Regions from separate parts of the Homo sapiens genome. Here region 1 is linked to region 2. The links are chromatin loops, found by intact Hi-C in ENCODE. Cell type or tissue: endothelial cell of umbilical vein. All regions are shown on one strand.

Region 1 (5,000 bases), 250 kb after region 2:
GATTCAGAAAAAGCTTTTGACAAAATCCAATCTCCTTTCATGATGAAACCCTCAACAAACTAGGCATTGAGGGAATATATATCAAAATAATAAGAGCCATTTATGACACACCCACAGGCAACATCATGGTGAATGGGCAAAAGCTGGAACCCGTGACAACTGGAACAAGACAAAAATGCTCACTTACCACTCTTTGTAAAGTTTCAGGATAAAAACTCAATGTAAAATAATCAATAGCAATTCTATACATCAATAACATTCAAGCTGAGAGCAAAATCAAGAAGGCAATCCCATTTACCATAAACACACACACACACACACACACACACACACACTTAGGAATACATCTAACCAAAAAGGTAAAAGATCTCTACAAGGAGAACTACAAAACACTACTGAAAGAAATCATAGATTACACAAACAGTTGGAAAAACATTCCATGCTCCTCTTGGATTGGCAGAATCAGTATCATTAAAATGACCATGATACTCAAAGTAATCTACAGAATCAACATAATTCCTATGAAACTACAAATGTCATTTTTCACAGAATTAGAAAAAAAGATTCTAAAATTCATACGGGACCACAGAGGATTCCAAATAGCCAAAGCAATCCTAAGCAAAAAGAACAAAGCTAGAGACATCATATTACCTGTCTTCAAACTACACTTTAAGCCTACAGTAGCCAAACAGCATGGTACTGGTACAAAAATAGACACATAGACTAATGGAACAGAATAGAGAACCCAGAAGCAAAGCTACACACCTATGGCTATCTGATCTTTGAAAAGGATGACAAATATAAGCAATGGAGAAAGGACTCACTTTTCAAAAAATAATGCTGTGATCGCTGGCTAGCCATATACAGAAGAATGAATCTGGATCTCTACCTTTCACCATATACAAAAATTAACTCAAGAAGGATTAAAGATTTAAATGTAAGACTTCAAGCTACAAGAATCCTAGAAGATAACCTAAGAAAAACCATTCTGGACATCAGTCTTGGGAAAGAATTTATGACTAAGTTCTCAAAAGCAATTGCAACAAAAAACAAAAATTGCCAAATGGGATCTAATTAAACTAAAGAGCTTCTGCATACCAAAAGGAACTATCAACAGAGTAAACAGACAATGTACAGAATGGGAGAAAATATTCACAAACTATGCATATGACAAAGGTCTACTATCCAGGAACTTACACAACTGAACAAGCAAAAACCAAATAACCCCATTAAAAAATTGGCAAAAGACATAAATTAACACTTCTCAAAATAAGACATACAAGCTACAAGTGGCCAGCAAACATGAAAAGAATGCTCCACATCACCAACCATCAGAGAAATGAAAATCAAAACCACAGTGAGATACCATCTCACAGTAGTCAGAATGGCTTTTATTGAAATGTCAAAAAACAAAAGATGCTTGCAAGGCTGCAAAGAAACAGGAATGCATATAAACTGCTGGTGGGAATGTAAATTAGTTCAGCCTCTGTGGAAAGAAGTTTGGAAATTTCTCAAGGAACTTAAAACAAAACTACCATTCAACCCAGCAATCCTACTACTGAATATATATCCAAAAGAAAATAAATTATTCTACCAAAAAGACACACACTTGTATGTTCATTACTGAGCTATTCACAATAGCAAAGATATGGAATCAACCTAGGTGCTCATCAATGGTGGATTAAAGACAATGTGGTACATATATATCAGAGAACACTATGCAGCCATGAAAAGGAATTAAATCATATCCTTTGCAGCAACATGGTTGCAGCTGGAGAGCATTATCCTAAGTGAATTAACACAAGAACAGAAAAGCAAATGCCACATGTTCTCACTTACAAGTGGAAGGCAAACATTGGGTACTCATGGACATAAAGATGGCAGCTATAGACACTGGGGACTACTAATGAGAGGAGAGAAGGAGAGGGGTAAGGGTTGGAAAACTAATTATTGGGTATTATGCTAACTATCTGGGTGATGGGATCAGTTGTACCCCAAACTTCAGCATCATGCAATATACCCATGAAACAAACTGACAAATTGTACCTTCTGAATCTAAAGTAAAAGTTTAAATGATTTAAAAAAACAGAAAATGCAGAAAGAGGGAAAAGAAACCTTTCAGTATTCAGAATAGATGTACTCAACTATTTGGGGGGACCACAGTGCTTTTTTTGGAGAAATATGTTTAAGTCACTATTTTATAAAAACTTTATCAAGTTTGGTTGCACAGTTCCTGCTTCCTAGCAAAATACATGAAAGCAGATAAATACTAAAGAAAGAAACAATAAAACTATACAGTTTGGTACATGAGCCCTAGCTTGTAGCAGTGGATGACTGTTTAGCATAAAGACAAATATTCCTCAAGGATTTTAGAGAATCTCAATGTATCACACTAGGCAATATTCATAAAGAGGATCATGCTTAGATTTGAAGCACAAGAAGGATTGGACATATCATTGTTGGCTTGGAGGAGAGGGCTAAGTGTCAAAGAATGTGGGTAGCCTCTAGTAGCTGAGTGTGGCCACTGGCTTACAGTCAGCAAGAAACAGAAACTGTAGTCCTATAACTACTTGGAATTATATTCTGCAAGCAATAATGAACATGAAGGGCAGTATTTCCTCAGAACCTCAGACAATAACTCAGACCAGTAACACCTTGATTTTGATACCCTGTATAAATACCTTTTAACACCCTAATTAGGGAATCTGGCCAGGCCATGCCAGACTTCTGACCTACAGAACTGTGAGCTAAGAAATGGATGTTGTTTTAAGCAACTGTGTTTGTAGTAGCTTGTAAAGTAGCAATAGAGAACTAATGTAACGCTGCTTTACATTCCCATGTGAACTTTTAAATTGGTTTGTCAATTTCTACAAAAAAAATCTACTAAATTTTTGAATGAAATTGTGGATAATCAAAAGATACGTTTGGAAAAGAATTGCCACCTTAACAATATTGAATCTTCTGACTCATCAACAGGAAATAGCTCTTCATTTATGTCAGCCTTCTTTACTTCCTCTCAATAATATTTTGTAGTTTCAAGAAACTTACTAGTCCTTGACATCATTTGTCAGATTTATCCAAAGTATTCCATATTTAGTTTTAATTTTAAATGATATTTTAAAATTTCATTTTCTAATTACTCATTGCTAGAATATAAAAATACAACTGATTCTGTATATTGATCTTATATTCTGTAGCCTTGATAAACTCACTTAGTTCTACAAGCATTTTTGTAGATTCTGTCAGATTTACTGCATAGACAATTATGTCAACTGAAAATAATGACAGGCATATTTCTGCCCTTCCAATCTGAAGGCCTTGTTTTGTTTTGTTTTGTTTTGCTTTGCCTGAAGGTACCAGATATAACCTCTACTATAGTTGAATAGAAGTGGTAAGAACAGACGCTTTTTTTGTTTGTTTGTTTCTTATCTTAGGCAAAAAGGATTCAGTATTTCACCATTAAGTATAATGTTAGCTGTAGGCTTTTTGAAAATTATCTTTATTAGGTTAAAGTAGTTTACTTCAATCCCAAGTTTCTGAGTGTTTTATGAGGAATGAATGTTGACTTTGTCAAATGCTTTTTCTGCATCTTTTGACTTGATTCTTTTTTCTCTTTTAGGCTTGTTCATGTGGTGAATCATTTTATCACAAATTAATTAAAACCTGAGGCTTGCTCTCAAACTGTAGTATTATTTTAGAGTCTTCAAAACTAAGATATAATACACTTGTATTAGAATCTCCTTTTCAGTTACAATTTCCTCAGGGAATTTAAAGACATGCTTACAAGCTCTTCTTTAGGCTCCATTAAGACCTTCTGAGTGTTTGCCACCCTGGCAAAGTGGCAATGGTGGGTGGGAGGCTATAGAAGTAACCAGTAGAGATAATGGAGAATGGTACTATTTTGAGTGTCATCTTCCTTAAGTTTTAAAGCACTGTTATTGAATAAAACCAAAGATATAATGCTAATAAGATTCAAAATGAAGTTTGTGAAATAGGCAAAATAATTGAAATCATTTAACGTATAATATGTTTAATATCATCACACGGTGCAGAATCATGTGCCGAGGTTTGGTTTCTCTGAAATGGATAAATGTTTTGATGCTGAATATGAGATTTTTAAAAGGAATGATCACAGAGTGCAAGCTGCTTTATGACTGACTTTGTTTTTCTGATGTGGTCTTGAGCAGTAAACTAACTATATATTGAAAATGTGAAACAAATCATCTTCCAGCATGGAAAATCGCACACAGCAGTTATCATTGGCAGAGAAATGAATAAAAGATAAAATTAATTCAATGATATATTTTAACAGCCTCCTCCTCCAAATCAACAAATATAATGTGGTTTAAAAATTGAAATTGGCATTGTGGAATTTAGGTAGGTTTTTTTTGTTTGTTTGTTTTTGTTGTTTTGTTTTGTTTTTGTTTTTGAGACAGAGTCTTGCTCTGTCATCCAGGCTGGAGTGCAGTGGTACAATCGACTCACCACAACCTCCGCCTCCCAGGTTAAGCAATTCTCATGCCTCAGCCTCTCGAGCAGCTGGAATTACAGGTACATGCCACCATGCCCGGCTAATTTTTGTAGTTTCAGTAGAGACGGGGCTTCACCATGTTGCCCAGGTTGGTCCTGAACTCCTCGCCTCAAGTGATCCACCAACCTGGGCCTCTCAAGGTGCCAGGATTACAGGTGTGAGCCACCACACCTGGCTGGAATTCGGGTAGTTTTTATTCTAGTATCAATAATTATTTTTCGTTTAAACAGTACATATCTAAGTCCACCCTAGAATCCATTTGATTAAGTTTGCCTTAGTTGTTATGTGTTTGAGGGAGTTCCAATGAAGTCTTCGTAGACTGTTCATACTTTATCTGTTCTCTTCAATCACAACAGACTGAATTTTTGTTACACATGAAGCTGCCAGTCTATTCTATCTGAAATGCATCTGTATTAGTTAGGGTTCTCTAAATGGACAGAACTTAATAGGATATATGTGTATATGAAGG
Region 2 (5,000 bases):
ATCATCTACAAACTCAAGAGTGGGTGGTATTAAGGGTTACTGGACCCCCAGGGAATTGCAGCAAAGAATTAACACGGCACATTACCTAAAGTGACTAAGTGTTACCTTCTCGCTCATCAAGCTTTCTTTCCCCTTCCTCCACTGTGCCTCTGACACTAGACCACTATGTTCCCCAGAGTTTCCTTCAACAGTTCTTTAAGGCTCCAAGTTCCCAAGTTTCTTGAGAAAAACTGATTTTCCGTATTCTTTATTTCCTATAATGAATCTGACCAAAACATTCATTAATCATCTGCTTGAACTTCTTATGGGACCACACAGAACATTTCTCCTGATATCTTACCTATAATTTGTCCTCCCGCCATTCTCCAAGGTAATCTACTAATCTGATTTCTCCTAGACCTATTTCTATTTTTGCTTCTACCTTTTTCCTAAGTTCTTTCCTTTGCTAGAGTGACTTTTTCTTCCCAGTTTGTTATCTGCTATACTGACACTATGCAGGGAAACAGGGTCATGCAAAGCAGCAAAATAAAGATTCTAAGATAGGAATCATGTATGGACACAACCTGGGTGATTGGAGAGATGCCAAAAACTGGGCTATGTTGCTGAGACAAAGCTGGGAGAACCCCAGTGCGGACTCAAACCCAGTGAGGAGTCCAGAACTGGAAGATATACAGGTATCAGGATCCTAGATAAAGGTAAGGCAGGAAGTCAAATCAACAGCCACGAGATGTCATACCAAAGCAGCATAGAGACTCGAGTGATGACTGCCTCAGAAAGGAAATCTTGTTGCATATGAGCCAGTCTCAGGCTATGGCCCTACAAGGGTCTGCCAATGTGCATAAATGAGCCACGTTACAGAGCTGGCAAATTGCTTAACGGGACTTAAAATGGTAATGTGGTTCTGTATCCTTGTTCCATACTGCCCTACTTACAAGTATTCCCAACTCATCTAAATGCATAAAACCCACAATCCTGTTTTCACTCAACACCCTGCCAGTAACTGTTGCCTTCCTATCTAAATATGATGGAAATGTGTTATATATTTAAGCTTGTATTATCATTTTCAATATTTCTATATTTCCTGTAGACTTTTCTCTAGTGGGGAAAATATTTTTTTAAAAAGAACTCTTTCGAAACGAATTTTATAGCATGTAGACCAGAGATGGCCAAATAGGTTATATACGCAGAACCACCTCTGGGGATCTCACCTCTGGCAGCCATTATTTTAATCAGGGCACAATTTCCTGCTGAGTCCAGGCTTTACCTCAACCTTCTCAACACAGCTCTCCAGGAAGCAACAACCAATTTGACTATACTGGGAGTGGGGTTGACACATTTACCTTCCTGACCCATCCTTGGCAACAGCTGGGGAAATGAAATGTTCTTGATGGTGATGTTGGCCTAAAGGTTTGGGAGGAAATTGCCCTACTTCTTTACTGAAAGTATAGCCAGATTAACTGCAGAAAGCAAAAATATCATTATAGACATTTTTAGCTTGGCTTTGAAAATGGGCACCATTGCTTCTCTGTAACAGGTACAAAGAACTCAGGTGTGAATGTTTCCAATGAATTGAAGTCTTAGCAAGAAAGTTTCTCGCTCTTTCTCTCTCCCTGTCTAAGTGGGGAAGTATTTAATCCTCTTTGCAAACACAGTCCCAGCTTTCAACCTCACAGGACTGCCTACTGTGTTGAATTACATTCAAAGGTTTATCTGCCATAGACCACTGACCCTAGGGACCGGGCTAAGACTATTCATATTGTCTAGAACTATAGGTCAGATTGAAACCTGCATCTCTGGCAAAAAGCCAACACTTCATTCACCACATCACTCAACTTTTCTCCTCATGTTATGTAATTACAACACAAGTGTCCAGCCTGACATTTCAGTATGAATATTAGTGGGCATAAAAATTCAATCCAGGCATACGACAGACAAAACACTACCAATTTTTACTTTTTAAAATGCAGGGACTGGCATAAAGGAGAGAATAGACCATTACAATTTAGTATACTGACTTAGTAGAGTTAAGTCACTGTAAACCATCAGGAATGGAACACCTGAGCGAGTAAATTTGGAGAGCATGTATGCATATGTGTGCAACTATTATTTGTGTGTGTTAGCAGTGGCTTACAGAGGTTAGTATAGGGGCAGATGGAGGAGGTCCATTCGGTTACAGGGTTTCACATGAATGCCTCATTATTTTGCTACCATATTTTCCTGTAGGTGGCAGCACTAACAAGGCTGGGGTCAGAGAAGAAAGGTTTAGCTTCAGATTCTGAAGAGAAATTTTTAGTAACAAGAGTACAAGAAGAAATTAAAACTTGTGCTTTCCTTTTTAATTAACTATAGATGCTGAAAGTCTTTCAGTAGCCAACATGTTATTCAAATGAACACACACACAGCCATCTCATTTAAAGAAAACAGACCAACACTGGCTAACTTGGCATCATCAGTCGCACTGGAGAGACTTAGAATGTTTCATGTTCTGTGTGTGGGAGAGAACGAACACAGTTTGTTCGGCTTGAAGTATCATTTCTCATAGATAAACATAGAGGAGAAATTTATCCCAGAACTTTTATTTCAGAGAACACTAAAAAAAGTTAGTTATGGCAAAGTTAGTAGCTGGAGTTAGAATCTCAGACCCAGTTTCTGAGGAATCAGCATAATTTCATATGTTATTATTACCTTATTATTCAGTAATTAATAGATTACTAAAATGGTAATGAACATAACAAAATAAAAATTTCAGCCAATAACAAATAAATACCCAGATTTTATAATGAATTTAGTAGATATTTTCAGTTGACATTTTTAAAAAAAGAATACTAAAAGTGTATTGCGAATTTGAGTTTACAAAATTTAATTATTACTAATCATAAAATTATAAATATATGCTCCTAGCTGTGAAATTGATTTAATATTTTACAATCTATTCTCCTGTGCAATCTCTAATTTTAAAAGTCTGTTTTAGGGTTTGTTAGATTTCCTCACATAGACAGTAAGCTCCTGAATAACCACATAAGTTCATCTTGCACAGCAGCAGCGCTATCAGCTTTTGAACACTCACTATGTAAAATTCACTTTATCCTAATCCTCCCAACAAATGGAAGGGATGGTACTGCTTTCTTCATCTTTCACACTGAAAAAGCTAAAGACTAGGAAAGTTAAGCAACTAGTCCAACTGCATATAAAAACTAAGGTGTGAATTCTGGTGTTTAGAGGCAATACTCATTTTACTTACTCTCATTCCCCTGCTTATTGGTAGTTCCCACTGCCAAAGTAAATTACACATAGTAGGTGCTGAACCAAGCTGATGGATTCTATTATTTTAGGATGCCATTACCCTAAATGATTCTGGTTAATTCAGCAGTTGTCCATTATCTATGCTCAAATTAATGATGTAGTTTTCTATTTATAGGGATGGGGGAAGTAACTACTTCCTTGTCAAATTACCAAAGCACTAATAATATTTTTTTTTAATTGAAAAGAGGCCTTCTAAAAGGAAGGTATAAAATCTGCCATCATCTGCATTGAAAGGTTAAAAAAAATTCCTTTGCAAAATTTATACTCGTATTTTTATTATTAAATTGGTATTGCTTTACTTAATTTGGGGGTCTTTTTTTTCATCTTGTAAATGGGAGTTCTGTATTGCTCAGGATTGTTCAGAGGAATTTGCTTTTCATGTTAGCAGACTAATCACTCTCTGTCCTCCATCAAATAAAGAAATTCCTTGGATTTCCACATGTCACTCTTTCTAGAACAACAACAACAATAAAAACCAGACTATATACTACATATGAGCTATGTTGATATGTATTCAATCTGTAAGAATTTTAGTCTGAATACCCTCAAAGAAAAGCATTTTTGTGGTATTTCTTCTGGAAATCCCTCAAGAACAAGCAATGTGGTAATATTTCTCGTTGAAATACTGCATTTTTCTTCCAGTGGTGGCAGAAGGAAAACATAAGAAAATTTGCTTTCCTAAAAGGCATCTTTTCTCTCTCACAGTGTTTCTGAGGGAAAGCAGTGGAACCTGCTGGTGATAATGCCTATGAAGGGGACTTTGCACTCACAAGCGCTTTTGACCCGTGAGTAATTAACGTACCTTACAAATATTCATCTTCCCAACACCTTTATGGGGTAGGTAAGTTATATACTCAAGGTCTAGTATTCACTGCAATTTTGTGACATTGAGAACAGCTACAGAGCTGTCCACTGTTAAATAAGTCCTGCGCCACAGAAGAAAGTTTATTTTTATTGTTCAGCCAGATGGGGAGCTAACCTACTCTATGGCAAGTGCAGTGAACTATGTGAATTGATTTACACCTCAAAACACCCTTGCAAAAATTTATTGTTATCTCCATCTTACACAGGGGTCAAAAAGTTCAATATACTCAAATTCAGATGCTTCTTTGAGAGAAAGCTGTATGTCTCCCTGTATGCCTGTATGTATGTATGGCTCTGAAAATTGTGTGTTTCCATAATATCACACTATCTCTTTGACTGTACATTGTCCTGTATTGAAACCAGAGAGCTTCTCTAACACATCTTGGACATCCTTGTGCTGGTGCTCCTCACTACTGCTTTCTGCTACTTGGCCAGACTAGGGCATCTCTCTCATCTGTTCTGTTAGGCAAGATGATTTAAATTATTCAGAACAAGAGTAGGAAGGCAACTTTATTATTCTGTGCACACTTTTATGAAATGTATCCCATTTTAGGGTTGAAATTCAATGTATCCCACTACAATTCTTTTCATGGATTATGAGTACTTTAAAACAAAGAACAATATCTTAATTGATTCAAACCTGCAAAATTTAACACCATGTCTGGCACATACCGGGTAGTCAGAAGAGATCTGAAAAGCTAACAAAATCAAGTCTTTTTACTATTTGATATCCTGACTTCATTTACTTTTTACCTACACAATGACATTTCCAAGATTATTTAAGGTAGGCAAATTTTGGAATTTTTACAATAATTATAAAGCCACTTTTCAAC

Evidence for each region. Peaks named below come from ENCODE experiments on the same cell type or tissue, not always from the same donor. Only the 100,000 strongest peaks of a DNase experiment are listed, where the experiment ranks them.
Region 1: it touches region 2 in a loop (4-fold over the local background); 2 of 110 quality-filtered maps call a loop at or near these places.

Annotation. Positions count from the first base shown.
Region 1 is chr6:127,050,722-127,055,721 of GRCh38, forward strand. All of the region lies in intron 5 of LOC105377989 (a long non-coding RNA gene), which reads right to left. Among named protein-coding and RNA genes, the nearest start is that of RSPO3, 65 kb to the right of the region's middle. In endothelial cell of umbilical vein, no CTCF peak of the experiment used is centred here; DNase peaks (open chromatin) are centred at 2,790 and 3,300; H3K27ac peaks cover 2,091 bases.
Region 2 is chr6:126,802,212-126,807,211 of GRCh38, forward strand. No RefSeq gene overlaps it. Among named protein-coding and RNA genes, the nearest start is that of RSPO3, 310 kb to the right of the region's middle. In endothelial cell of umbilical vein, a CTCF peak has its summit at 2,209 (motif pointing right); a DNase peak (open chromatin) is centred at 2,220.